Linked DNA regions of Homo sapiens: region 2 is linked to region 1. Evidence: chromatin contacts called from ENCODE Hi-C or POLR2A ChIA-PET data. All regions are on one chromosome and are shown on one strand. Each heading gives the region's core, a stretch centred on a gene start or an enhancer-like site at or near the end of the contact. The rest is flanking DNA. Distances are from core to core; before and after follow the strand shown. Region 1 overlaps LOC107986432 (a long non-coding RNA gene). Region 2 holds the start of LUCAT1 (lung cancer associated transcript 1).

The links. Hi-C counts contacts between places; a loop is a spot of excess contacts on that map. ChIA-PET counts read pairs that join two places held with the same protein, here RNA polymerase II (POLR2A). Pooled maps may share reads with other maps.
Region 2: a map of cardiac septum shows a loop between it and region 1 (2.3-fold over the local background). The contact joins the promoter of LUCAT1 here to the enhancer-like site in region 1. A Hi-C loop is called at or near these places in 12 of 168 maps with a recorded cell type or tissue (CD4-positive, alpha-beta T cell, CD4-positive, alpha-beta memory T cell, CD8-positive, alpha-beta T cell and 7 more), 10 of 37 single-sample maps with no recorded cell type and 18 of 50 pooled maps. POLR2A ChIA-PET finds 5 or more read pairs at or near these places in 7 of 52 experiments (A673, BJ, MCF 10A and 4 more).

What each region holds. Positions count from the first base shown.
Region 1 is chr5:91,210,723-91,216,202 of GRCh38, reverse strand. The region is part of intron 3 of LOC107986432 (a long non-coding RNA gene); the gene reads left to right. Among named protein-coding and RNA genes, the nearest start is that of LUCAT1, 100 kb to the left of the region's middle. Within about 2 kb of position 3,287, at least 8 of the 41 ENCODE cell types and tissues checked have a DNase peak (open chromatin) inside an H3K27ac peak, as active enhancers do; they include A673, where a contact is called at or near this core.
Region 2 is chr5:91,310,158-91,315,984 of GRCh38, reverse strand. LUCAT1 (lung cancer associated transcript 1) reads left to right here and starts at 1,583. Exons shown (of 5, transcript NR_103548.1): 1 at 1,583-1,905; 2 at 2,208-2,347; 3 at 2,756-2,907. RefSeq lists enhancers at 1,284-2,071, 959-2,158, 3,603-4,147, 3,510-4,709.

The sequences.
Region 1 (5,480 bases), core at 2,038-4,537:
GGCCCTAACTGGTCCTTTAAAAATTAGATGCTCTTCATTGAGCTGAAAGAAAAGAATTGCAGGTGAAGAATAAAGGTCTAGATCTGTGATTAACTTGAAATATAATAGTCATTACATAAAAGTTACATCTTTATATCATAAAAATATTTTATGTTGAAAGGGCTAAGCTAAAAATGCCCCAATTTAGGCTTAGGTTATTATTATTATTATTATTATTATTATTATTATTAGAGACGAAGTCTTGCTCTATCACCCAGGCTTCCAGGCTGGAGGGCAATGGCGTGATCTCTGCTCACTGCCCCCTCCGTCCCCCCAGTTCAAGCAGTTCTCCTGCCTGAGCCTCCCGAGTGGCTGGGATTACAGGCGCCTGCCACCACACCTGGCTAATTTTTGTATTTTTAGTAGAGATGGGGTTTCATCATGTTGGCCAGGCTGGTCTTGAACTCCTAACCTCATGATCCGCCCACCTTGGCCTCCCAAAGTGCTGGGATTACAGGCATGAGCCACACTGCACCTAGCCAGCTTGGTTATTTTTATGAAGACATGGATTGAGTTGTCATAAATCACCAGATCAAGGCAGACAGCATATTTGCCTTAAATGAACCTGTAGTGAGTTTCCTTCTTGCATTTGTATGAAGTTGGGAGAGATGTAGCTTAGTATGTATGGATGGACAGAAGAAAACTTTGATTCTCATTCAGCTCTGCTGCTCACTTGGCTAGCTACAGGAATTTCAATAAATCACAATTTCTCTGGGTCTAAATTTTCTTACTTTTATAAAATGTGAAATACTTTCTTCAAACATAGCAACAATATGTACATTAGATGAAAGGAGAGTGCCCTGATCAGGTGGGCTGCAGGTGGGCCAACTGTCCAGAATCTCTTTCCTCCCAGTCTCCTCCCCATTGCCCCACTACTCTACCCACCCACCACACATGCCTCTACCCTTCTGGACTTGAATGAACTCTCAGGGCTTTCCTGAGCACCCCTCGAAATCCCTACACTGAACAATTCCCACAATTGTTTCAAGCTCATTAATTTGATGCTTCTATGAAATTTTTGAGGAAAACTCTAAAGAAAATGAGAAAATACATCATTTGCTCCAATTAATGTTTTTGAAGGCTCTCTCATGACTATATTTATGATTCAAGGGGCAGATGATGTGAGAGATCAGATGATTATTGAAGCTGTCATTTTAATTGCTAGAAATCATTTTGTATATGTGTTTGTTAAAGCAAGAAGATCCCTCATGTCCCACATGTCTATATTTGCATTTTGATGGAACTTCAGGGAAAAGGAATGTGCTCATAATGAACAGTTGAAATTGACTTTTCAGTCAAAGCAAAGTACTGTAACTGGGGTTACAAATACGCCTCTTTTTCTAAGAGCTATCAGTTACGAAAGTAAATTCTTAGTATTACTGTTGTTTCACGTGGGGCCCGTGCCTTGGATGCCATGGCTGCCTTCCATCCCAACCTTCCTCTTCAGTCAGAATGCTGCCCTTTGGCAGAAAAGAGTCTAATTTGGATGACAAGATTCTTTTTAAGCTTTATCTCAAAGTAAGGACAAACAGGGAGGCTAATACATCTGAGCTTCATAACCCCCCCACTGTAGGTGGAGTTCTGTCCCTCAAAAATTCACATGCTGGAGTCCTAATCCCTAGCATCTCAGAATGTGACCTTATTTGGAAATAGGGTTGTTGCAGATGTAGTTGGCTAGATGAGGACCTACTGGAGTAGAGTGGGCCCGGATCCAATATGACTGGTATCCTTACAAAGGGGGAAATTTGGATACAGATATGCATATGGGGGAATGCCATATGAACATGAAGGCAGAGATTGGGGTGATATTGCAGAAGCCAAGGAACACCAAAGATTGCCAGAAAACCATCAGAAGCTAGGGGAGAGGCATGGGACAGATTCTCCCTCACAGCCCTCTGAAGGAACCAATCCTGCTGACACCTTGATCTTGGACTTCTAGCTTCTGGAACTGTGGGACAATGAATTTCTCCTACTTAAGCCACCTACTTTGCGGGACTTTGTTACAGTAGCCCTAGGAAACAAATACAACTACCATCATTATTAAATTTCCAGAGGGATGTGTTTTAATATGTTCTTACACTACTATAAAGATACTACCCTCAGACTGCATAATTTATAAACAAAAGATGTTTAATTGACTTACAGTTCTGCATGGCTGGGGAGGTCTCAGGAAACTTACAATCATGGCAGAAGGTGAAGGGGAAGCAAGGCATATCTTACATGGTGGCAGGAGGAGAGGGAGCGAAGGGAAGTGCCACACTTTTAAACCATCAGATCTCATGAGAACTCACTCATTATCATGAGAATAGCAAGGGAGAAATCCACCCCCATGATCCAATCATCCCCCACCAGGCCCCTCCTCCAACATGTGGGGATTACAATTCGAAATGAAATTTGAGGGGGACACAGAGACAAACCACATCAGGGTGATTTTTCCGTGTCAGTCACTTGAGTAAGGACTTTTGCTATGGTAGTACATGCCACCAATTACAACTTGTTTTATATTTCTTCCTTTAAAAACCTATTTTTATTTCATTGGGTATAGAAAAAAGAGAAGACTTTTTTTTAAGTGGATTTGGGAGTCTAAGTGCTCTTTAAAAGTTACTGGAGCCAGGCACGGTGGCTCACGCCTGTAATCCCAGCACTTTGGGAGGCCGAGGCGGGCGGATCACGAGGTCAGGAGATCGAGATCATCCTGGCTAACATGGTGAAACCCGTCTCTACTAAAAATACAAAAAATTAGCCGGGCGTGGTGGCGGGCACCTGTAGTCCCAGCTACTCGGGAGGCTGAGGCAGGAGAATGGCGTGAACCCGGGAGGCGAAGCTTGCAGTGAGCCGATTGTGCCACTGCACTCCAGCCTGGGTGACAGAGCAGGACTCTGTCTCAAACAAACAAACAAACAAAAACAAAACAAAACAACAACAACCAAAAAAACTACTGGAAGTGCTAAGTTAAAATATAAGATCTTTTATGAATCTTTTATGCTTTTCATTCACTCATTTGTTCAACAAATATGGGTCAGGTCCATGACAGGTACTGGCGATAGAGAGAGAAAAAGCAGAGCCTAGCTCCAGCAAAGACTAGATGTCTGTACATCACAGCATTTCCTCTTCTTCCTAGGTGGACAGCTTAACTACTTTTTCCAGTCCCTCTTATAATTGGGTGTGGCCATGTGACTTATGGGCAGTGGTCATGTGAGGCACCAGCAGGCTTGGCCCATAAAACTTCTTTTTCAAAGTGAACATGTATTGAAACTGGCCGAGCCACAGGATGGAATTTAGGACCCTGACTCATGCTTGGAGTAGAGCCACCTGACAATTAGGAACATCTGTTTGGACTTTCAATGGGAAAGAAAGAAACCTCCATTATATTAAGCTACTCAGATGTAGGAGTTTGTCTCCTGCAATAAGTAGCATTGCCCTAATTAACATGCCACACTCAAAATCAAATAGGAAAATAGAGTTAGAAAAACCACCATACAGTACAGTGCTTTGAAAGTGATCAAGCATACTCTGGTCCCAGTACATAGGACAGCTTGAGGAGTCAGAGACAGAGGAAATGACATTTGAAGTGAATTTTGAAGATTAGGTAAGTGTCAGGCAGGCTAAGCAGGAGGGAGTGTTCGAGGCAGAGAGAAATGTGTGTACAAAGGCTCGGCAGGCAAGAAAGAGCAATTTCAAAAGATTAAAAGAAGTTTAGGAGGGAGTTCAATGCGGACTTAGTTTGAGTGAGTCAGCATTGAGGAGAAGGGTGAGATACTGAGTCTTGAGAGGTAAAAAGGAACTGGATAATGAAGGATGAATAGACAGCTGACAGGATGGGAAGTGGGCATTCTGGGCAGAAAAAACTGAAGGTCCCAAGCCCCGAGTTATTACAGAGCATAGATATGTCTGGAAATTCAACACAAATTAGCATAGATGGAGTAATGTAGGAGTGGAAAATCAGACCCTTTTTCTTCCTATCTTGATTCTGAAGACAGCGAAGTGCTATTCTGGAGTTTTTAGCAGGGGAGTAATGGAACATATTTTTACTTCAGAAATATTCCTCCGGTGAAAAATCATGCAGAATACAGATTAGGGTTTATGTAGTCTCTTAACATAGCAGTGTTTGGTTTTTTTCTACCAAAAGTGTTTTGTGATGTTTTCCAAGGAATTCTATCTTATCATTGCTAAGAGATAAAAGTCTCATTGTGTATGGATCAGGATGTGCTGTATTAGGAAAGATTGGAAGTGAGGGGACATGTTCAGAGCTACCAGTATTGTCCAGAACATTGATGATGATAGTCTGAGCAAGGGCAGAGTCAGAGGAAAGGGAGAAGACAGGATGAATTCACAAACAGACTAAGCAATTTAAAGAAGGGGCTTAGGTGGGAACAAACATCAGAGCTTACTTCAGTTCTTTATTTTGTGTGAGTAGGGAGATGATGATGTTACTCACCCAAAAAGGGCCCAAGACATAGGCAGAAGAAAAATTTGCAGAAGAAAGAAAAGGTTGCTAGCTGAGCATGGTGGTGTACACCTATGGTCCCAGCTGCTCTGGAGGCTGGGGCGGAAGGATTGCTTGAGCCCAGGAGTTTAAAGGCTGCCATGAGCTATGATCATGCCACTGCACTCTAGCCTGGGTGAAGACAGAGCAAGACCCTGTCTCTACAATAAAAAGAAAGAAAAGTTTGGTTTTTGAAATGCTGATTCTGAGGTGACTGAGGCACATCTGAGTGGAAATGTTGAGCTTTCATTTGGAAAAAATAAAATGCTCAGACTCTTACAGACCAAAAAAAGGGAGGATAAATTGTGGAGTACTATCAGTGTATAGCAGTCTCAGTACAGGTCTGAATGAAAGCAAGAGAGATTAGCCGGGGTAAAAGGAGTGCTAAGTGAGGAAGCTTAGAGGCCTCTTACATTTTGGCAGCCAATCAAATGAAAGGAGAGACAAAAGTAGGAGGAAAACAACACCAAAGCAAGGCTTGGCGTCCAGAACAGCACAGTCACAGCAGGCACTTGAAACACTGCCATGGAGCAGTTTTTTTTTTTTTTTTTTTTTTTTTGACATGGAGTCTCACTCTGTCACCCAGGCTGGAGTGCAGTGGTGTGATCTTGGCTCACCGCAACCTCTGCCTCCTGGGTTCAAGTGATTCTCCTGCCTCAGCCTCCTAAGTAGCTAGGATTACAGGTGTGCGCCACCATAGCCAGCTAATTTTTGTGTTTTTAGTAGAGACAGGGTTTCACCATTTTGGCCAGGCTGGCCTCGAACTCCTGACCTCAGGTGATCCACCTGCCTCGGCCTCCCAGAGTGTTGAGATTACAGATGTGAGCCACTGCGCCTGGCCCAGAAGAGGCTTCTATACTTGCTCCTATAGAAGTCCTTGGAGACCTTTTGGAAAAGTCTAGTAGAAGAGTGGGAGTGGAGGCCAGATTATGGTGAATGAGAAGAAGGCACAGAT
Region 2 (5,827 bases), core at 334-2,833, 100 kb before region 1:
ATGGTAACTTCTGCAATTTTCAGGAAATAGCTACTAGGTAGGATTTCCTCCTAGGCCACTTTTCTCTTTTCTTTTTTTCCCCCTTCCCTTTCCCCTTCTTCTCCTTCCCCTTTTTCCTCTTCCCCTTCCCCTTCTTCTCCTTTCAGAAGGAGTCTCGCTCCATCACCCAGGCTAGAGTGCAGTGGGGTGATCTGGGCTCTCTGCAACCTCCATCTCCCAGGTTCAAGCGATTCTACTGCCTCAGCCTCCGAGTAGCTGGGATTATAGGAGTGCACCAACACATCTGGATTTTTTGGATTTTTTGTAGAGACAGGGTTTCACCATGTTAGGTCAGACTGGTCTCCAACTCCTGATCTCAAGTGATCTGCATGCTCCGGCCTCCCAAAGTACCGGGATTATAGGAGTGAGCCACCACACCTGGCCTCTAGGCCACGTTCTTAAAGCTTTGTCCTGTCACCATTTATCTGCCAGGGACAAAAACAAAGAAACAAACAGAAGTAAGCCGATATCAAGTAGAAAAAAAAGCAAAACAAGTTAAGATTCTATTATGCTAGGAAGGTAGGTATAGATAAGTTCCTATAGGACCCTAATGGTCAGGATATTGAATTTCGACTTTATCCTGAAGACAATAGGGAGTCTTTGATATGGAGACAGACTAGAAATGTAAAATCAGTCTCTACATTTCAGAAACAAGGCTGAGTGCCGTGGCTCATGCCTAGAATCCCAGCACTTTGGAAGGCCGAGGCGAGCGGATCACTTGAGGTCAGCAGTTTGAGATCAGCCTGGCCAACATGGCGAAACTTCGTTTCTACTAAAAATACAAATAGCCAGGTGTGGTGGCAGGCGTCTGTAATCCCCGGTACTCAGGAAGCTGAAGCAAGAGAATTGCTTGAACCCAGGAGGCAGAGGTTGCACTGAGCCAAGATCACACCATTGCACTCCAGCCTGGGCAACAGAGTGAGACTCAGTCTCAGTAACAAAATCTAGGCTGGGCGTGGTAGCTCACGCCTGTAATCCCAGCACTTTGGGAGGCTGAGGTGGGCGGATCACCTAAGGTCAGGAGTTCCGGAGCAGCCTGGGCAACATGGTGAAACCCCGTCTCTACTAAAAATGCAAAAATTAGCTGGGTGTGGTGGCATGCGCCTGTAGTCCCAGCTACCAGGGGAGGCTGAGGCAGGAGCATCACTTGAACCCGGGAGGTGGAGGTTGCGGTGAGCCAAGATCACACCACTGTACTCCAGCCTGGCTACAGAGTGAGACTCCATCTCAAAAAAGAAAAAAAAAAAAGAAAATCTATTGACAAGATTGACAAGAGTTCATTTTAAAGATGATTCTCTACACTTGGAGCATGGGATCTTGCCTGTCAGCAATTTTCAGCCGTCTCCAGATTAGTAACTGTGACTTGCCACCCTGGTTGATGGGCTGGCAGGAAGGAGTGTGTCATATCAGAGATTGCCACAGACACCCAGGGCAATGTGATTTGTCACTTAAAGAGGACGGCAGATCAAGAGCATCTCATCCTCCGGCTGCTGAGTCATCCTGCTCTGGCAGTTATTTAAACAGAAGGCTCCAGGAGACATACAATCAACACTCCACTCAGACAATGCCCAGACCTCCAGAAACCATGTGTCAAGCTCGGATTGCCTTAGACAGGTGCAATTTAAGAACAGCTTTCATCCTCTTTTCTCTCATATTGTCACACTATGTGTTCTGACTTCTGGCTCCTTTCCTCACAAGAAGCTCACCCAGCTGGAACTCTTATGGGACCTTGGCACCAGAGACCACAAATTCCTCTTTGAAGTTTTCTAACAGCAACAATGGTATTTCTGACTTGGCTTTCTTGTATTTCTCTCACGTTAACAAAATTGGTTCAGCATCTACCATGGGCTACATGCTGAGCTACAGGTAAGGTTTGGCTAAAGGATGAATAAGAACCCCTCCTTGTCTTCAGGAGTTTGTCTAGCAGAGGAGTCTGTCATGTAATCAGGAAACTCCAGTACACAACGTGATAGCTCTAAGACAGGTATATACAAGATGATGTTCTGGACCTTAACTGTTTGGGGAGTACTACTGCCTTTGTCTAAAAGCCATCACCCTTTTTATATGCCATTTGGGAGGAACTGGGGGGACGTGGGAGGCTTCAAAGGGTTATGGGAGGATGGACATTTTAAAAGGGCTTTTCTTTTCTTTTTTTTTTTTTGAGACAGAGTTTCGCTCTGTCGCCCAGGCTGGAGTGCAGTGGCGCGCGATCTCGGTTCACTGCAAGCTCCACCTCCCGGGTTCACGCCATTCTCCTGCCTCAGCCTCCTGAGTAGCTGGGACTACAGGCGCCCGCCACCACACCCAGGTAATTTTTTGCATTTTTAGTAGAGACGGGGTTTCACCGTGTTAGCCAGGATGGTCTCGTTCTCCTGACCTCATGATTCACCCGCCTTGGCCTTCCAAAATGCTGGGATTACAGGCGTGAGCCACTGTGCCCTGCCAAAGGCCTTTTCAAATCTAACGATGTACTCACATTTCCACCTGTCTGCCAGCCCTTGTCCAGTTTGACCTGGGCACTCACTGCTGCTCTGGTGGTGAGTACTGCTGATGGTTCTTTTCCCTGCCCATCCTTGAGGTGCTCGCTTCAATATGTCAAATGAGGACTCTCATTACATTTGGCTGTCATACATCAGCCACAACTGTCCTGCCCAGAAGAGCTGGCCTTGGCTTTAAAGCCTACATCCTGGCTGACCTTCTTTACTGCTTTATTAAGGAATCCAACTTGCTGTTTGCTATCACATGTGCTATACATGCTGTTGATGAAACTGCTAAAGGGGCTGAATGTGACTGACGTCTTTGGAAGGATGAGACTTAGCGTGCCTGTACAGTTGTGTCCAAATGCTGTCCTCATCTCCCAATGAAAAGGTATTGTAAATAAAGAGAAAGATCAGAGGCTTATTTTAAACACTAAATATGAGCTAGGAGCTGTCCTAGACACTATGTAAAAGTTTTATTTAGTTCTCACTGTAATGTTGGCCTTATGTTAGCATCCCATTTTTCAGACTGAGGAAATTATGGCTCAGAGAGGTTAAGAGACTTATTGAAGGTCACACAGCTCCACAAACTTTGGTGTAGATTGAACGTGTACATGGGTCTATGTGACTTTGAATCTTGCATTCTTTACATTATTGGAATATTTCACAGAAGGAAAATGACATATTAACATGGCAATAAGATTTCTGGTTCCAGTCTGGTTACTGGTCTTCCAAGAGTGTTATAGGATGTATAGCCTGAGCTCTGAAGCTTTGTTCTGAAGCATGCTATCAATATGAACAAATTGGTATGGAAGGAAGCCACAAATTATATACTAAAATCTAGTTCATCAGAGGAAAATATAGTTAAATACATTTACATTCCCAGAACTGTTAATATTGAAGAATAAAACACACAGTGGGAAAGAGACGAAGAGAAAATACGCCTGTTTTTATGACTTGTTGATATCTACAGGGTTTTTCCTTAAGCCTCACAACAATTTACAGCATTGCCAGCAGCATTCAGTACATTCAGAACAGGATAATTTCACCCGCAGCTGAACTAGGGCCATGCCTGGGACAGACAGAGAATGGCCTTCCAGCAGACATGCCAAGAAGCAAGCCAGGGTCAGTGAGTGAAGAGGAGGGCAGGCCCATTTGAAGCAACACAGTTTATGTAAGTGTGATCTAACTGCTTTCACTGGAAATGGGTCAGACTCCAGTTGAGAGAACCAGGGGCCTGAATGACCCCAGCAAAATCACTGTGGCAATTCTTTCAATCACCTCTGAGAATATGGCCCTGTGACGACATAATGACGTTTGGATTAATTCCAGTCGGCTGTGTTTTCCCCTCCTTTCTTGCCTCCCCGTAGTTGATTTGCCAAATTTTTTTTGTTTGCTTAAATACGCGGAACTAAACAGGATACATTATATGACAGTCTGTGATAAATTTACCACTGGGAATAGGGAAAAAGTATGGGATAAAGAAATAGGTATTTTTCGCCTCTCACAGCTGTGATTCAGTTCTGACTCAAAAGGAAGTGTGCCACCTACTGAATCACAGAAACCACTTCCTGTGGCTGTTTGGTTTATTCTGGAGGAGCATCAGGCCAAGTGCTGCCCTGCCCTGACCCTGACTGGCTCTTCAGAGCCAAGGCATTCACAGCTTGAGGTGGTTTGGCCTCAGACTCTTGAGAACATTGCATATTAAATTACAAGTGTTTCGTTTCCTAGCAAGGAGTCTTTAGCAACATGAAAACGAACGTGTGTTATTTGCAAACCAAGTATATCATTACTGAACCTGAATATCCTTACTTTTTCATAAGGTACGTATTCCGGATGACCACTCTTAAGATCTGAATGTACACTGGTTCTGTTTTTCCTGAGGGGAACTTGGGCAGTCTGCAGGGTGGCATTTACCAGCTGAGGGACTTCAAGAGCACCCTTTAATCAGTGTGGCAGCACTCAACTTGTATTCACTCACTCAGAGTATTTTTGAGCATGTACTTATTGCCATGTGCTGTGCTAGGTAGGGGTAGAGGGTACAGTGGTGAACAAGACCCCACAGCTCCTGACCTCATGGCTCATGTGTTCTACACCATAAGGGAATCAAGCTGTGTCTCCCGGGGCAGGGGCCTTCCTCTGTTCACCATGCAGCCCCAGCATCTAGCACCTGGCGTTGCATAAAGGAGGCTCTAAATCAAGCTTGTCCAACCCAAGGCCCACGGGCCACATGTGGCCCAGGATGGCTTTGAATGCAGCCAAACACAAATTTGTAAACTTTCTTAAAACATTATAAGATTTGTGTGTATGTGTTTTAGTCCATCAGCTATTGTTAGTGTTCATGTATTTTATGTGTGGCCCAAGACAATTCTTCTATGTGGCCCAAGGAAACCAAAGATTGAACACTCCTGCTCTAAATACTTGTTTGTTGAATAGATACATGAAAAGAAAGAAGGAGAGAAGGAAGAAAGGAGGGCGGAAGGAAAGGAAGAAGGGAGAGAAGAAGAGAAGAAAGAAGCAGAGAAAGGAAGAGAAAAGAAATTACGGCCAGTGCGGTGGCTCACGCCTGTAATCCTAGCACTTTGGGAGGCCTAAGCGGGCTGATCACCTGAGGTCAGGAGTTCGTAAGCCAGCCTGGCCAACATGGTGAAACCCTATCTCTACTAAAAATACAAAAATCAGCAGGGCATGGTGGTGCGTGCCTGTAATCCCAGCTACCTGGGAGGCTGAGGTAGGAGAATCGCTGGAACCCGAGAGGCGGAGGCTGCAGTGAGTTGAGATCATGTCACTGCACTCCAGGCTGGGCAACAGAGTGAGACTCTGTCTCAGAAAAAAAAAAAAAGAAAGAAAGAAAGAAAGAAAGTTACCATTAGTTTTTTGTTGTATTTGCAAGCAAAGACAAAAGCACCAAGGTACTTGTTTCCTTCTGTAATTAGAGTTTCAAATAGACTAAAAGTTTCTGCTCTTAGGTGGGTCTAGAGACTCTCCAGTACCTCAGGACCTCAGGACACATGGGGTCTCTTGGTTGTTTTCTTTTCATTGTTGTTGTTTATTTTATTTTTGTTTTTATTTTTTAACTTTAAAACAATTTTTTGTAGATGAATATGCTTACATATGTTTGGGGGTTTTTTTGAGACAGGGTCTTGCTCTGTTGCCCAGGCTGGAGAGCGGTGGTTTAACCACAGCTCACTGCAGCCTCGACCTCCCAAGGTAGGGACTGCAGGTGTGTACACTGGGGTGCACCACCACACCCAGCTAATTTTTAAATTTTTTTTTGTAGATATTGTCTCACTCTGTTGGCCAGACTGGTC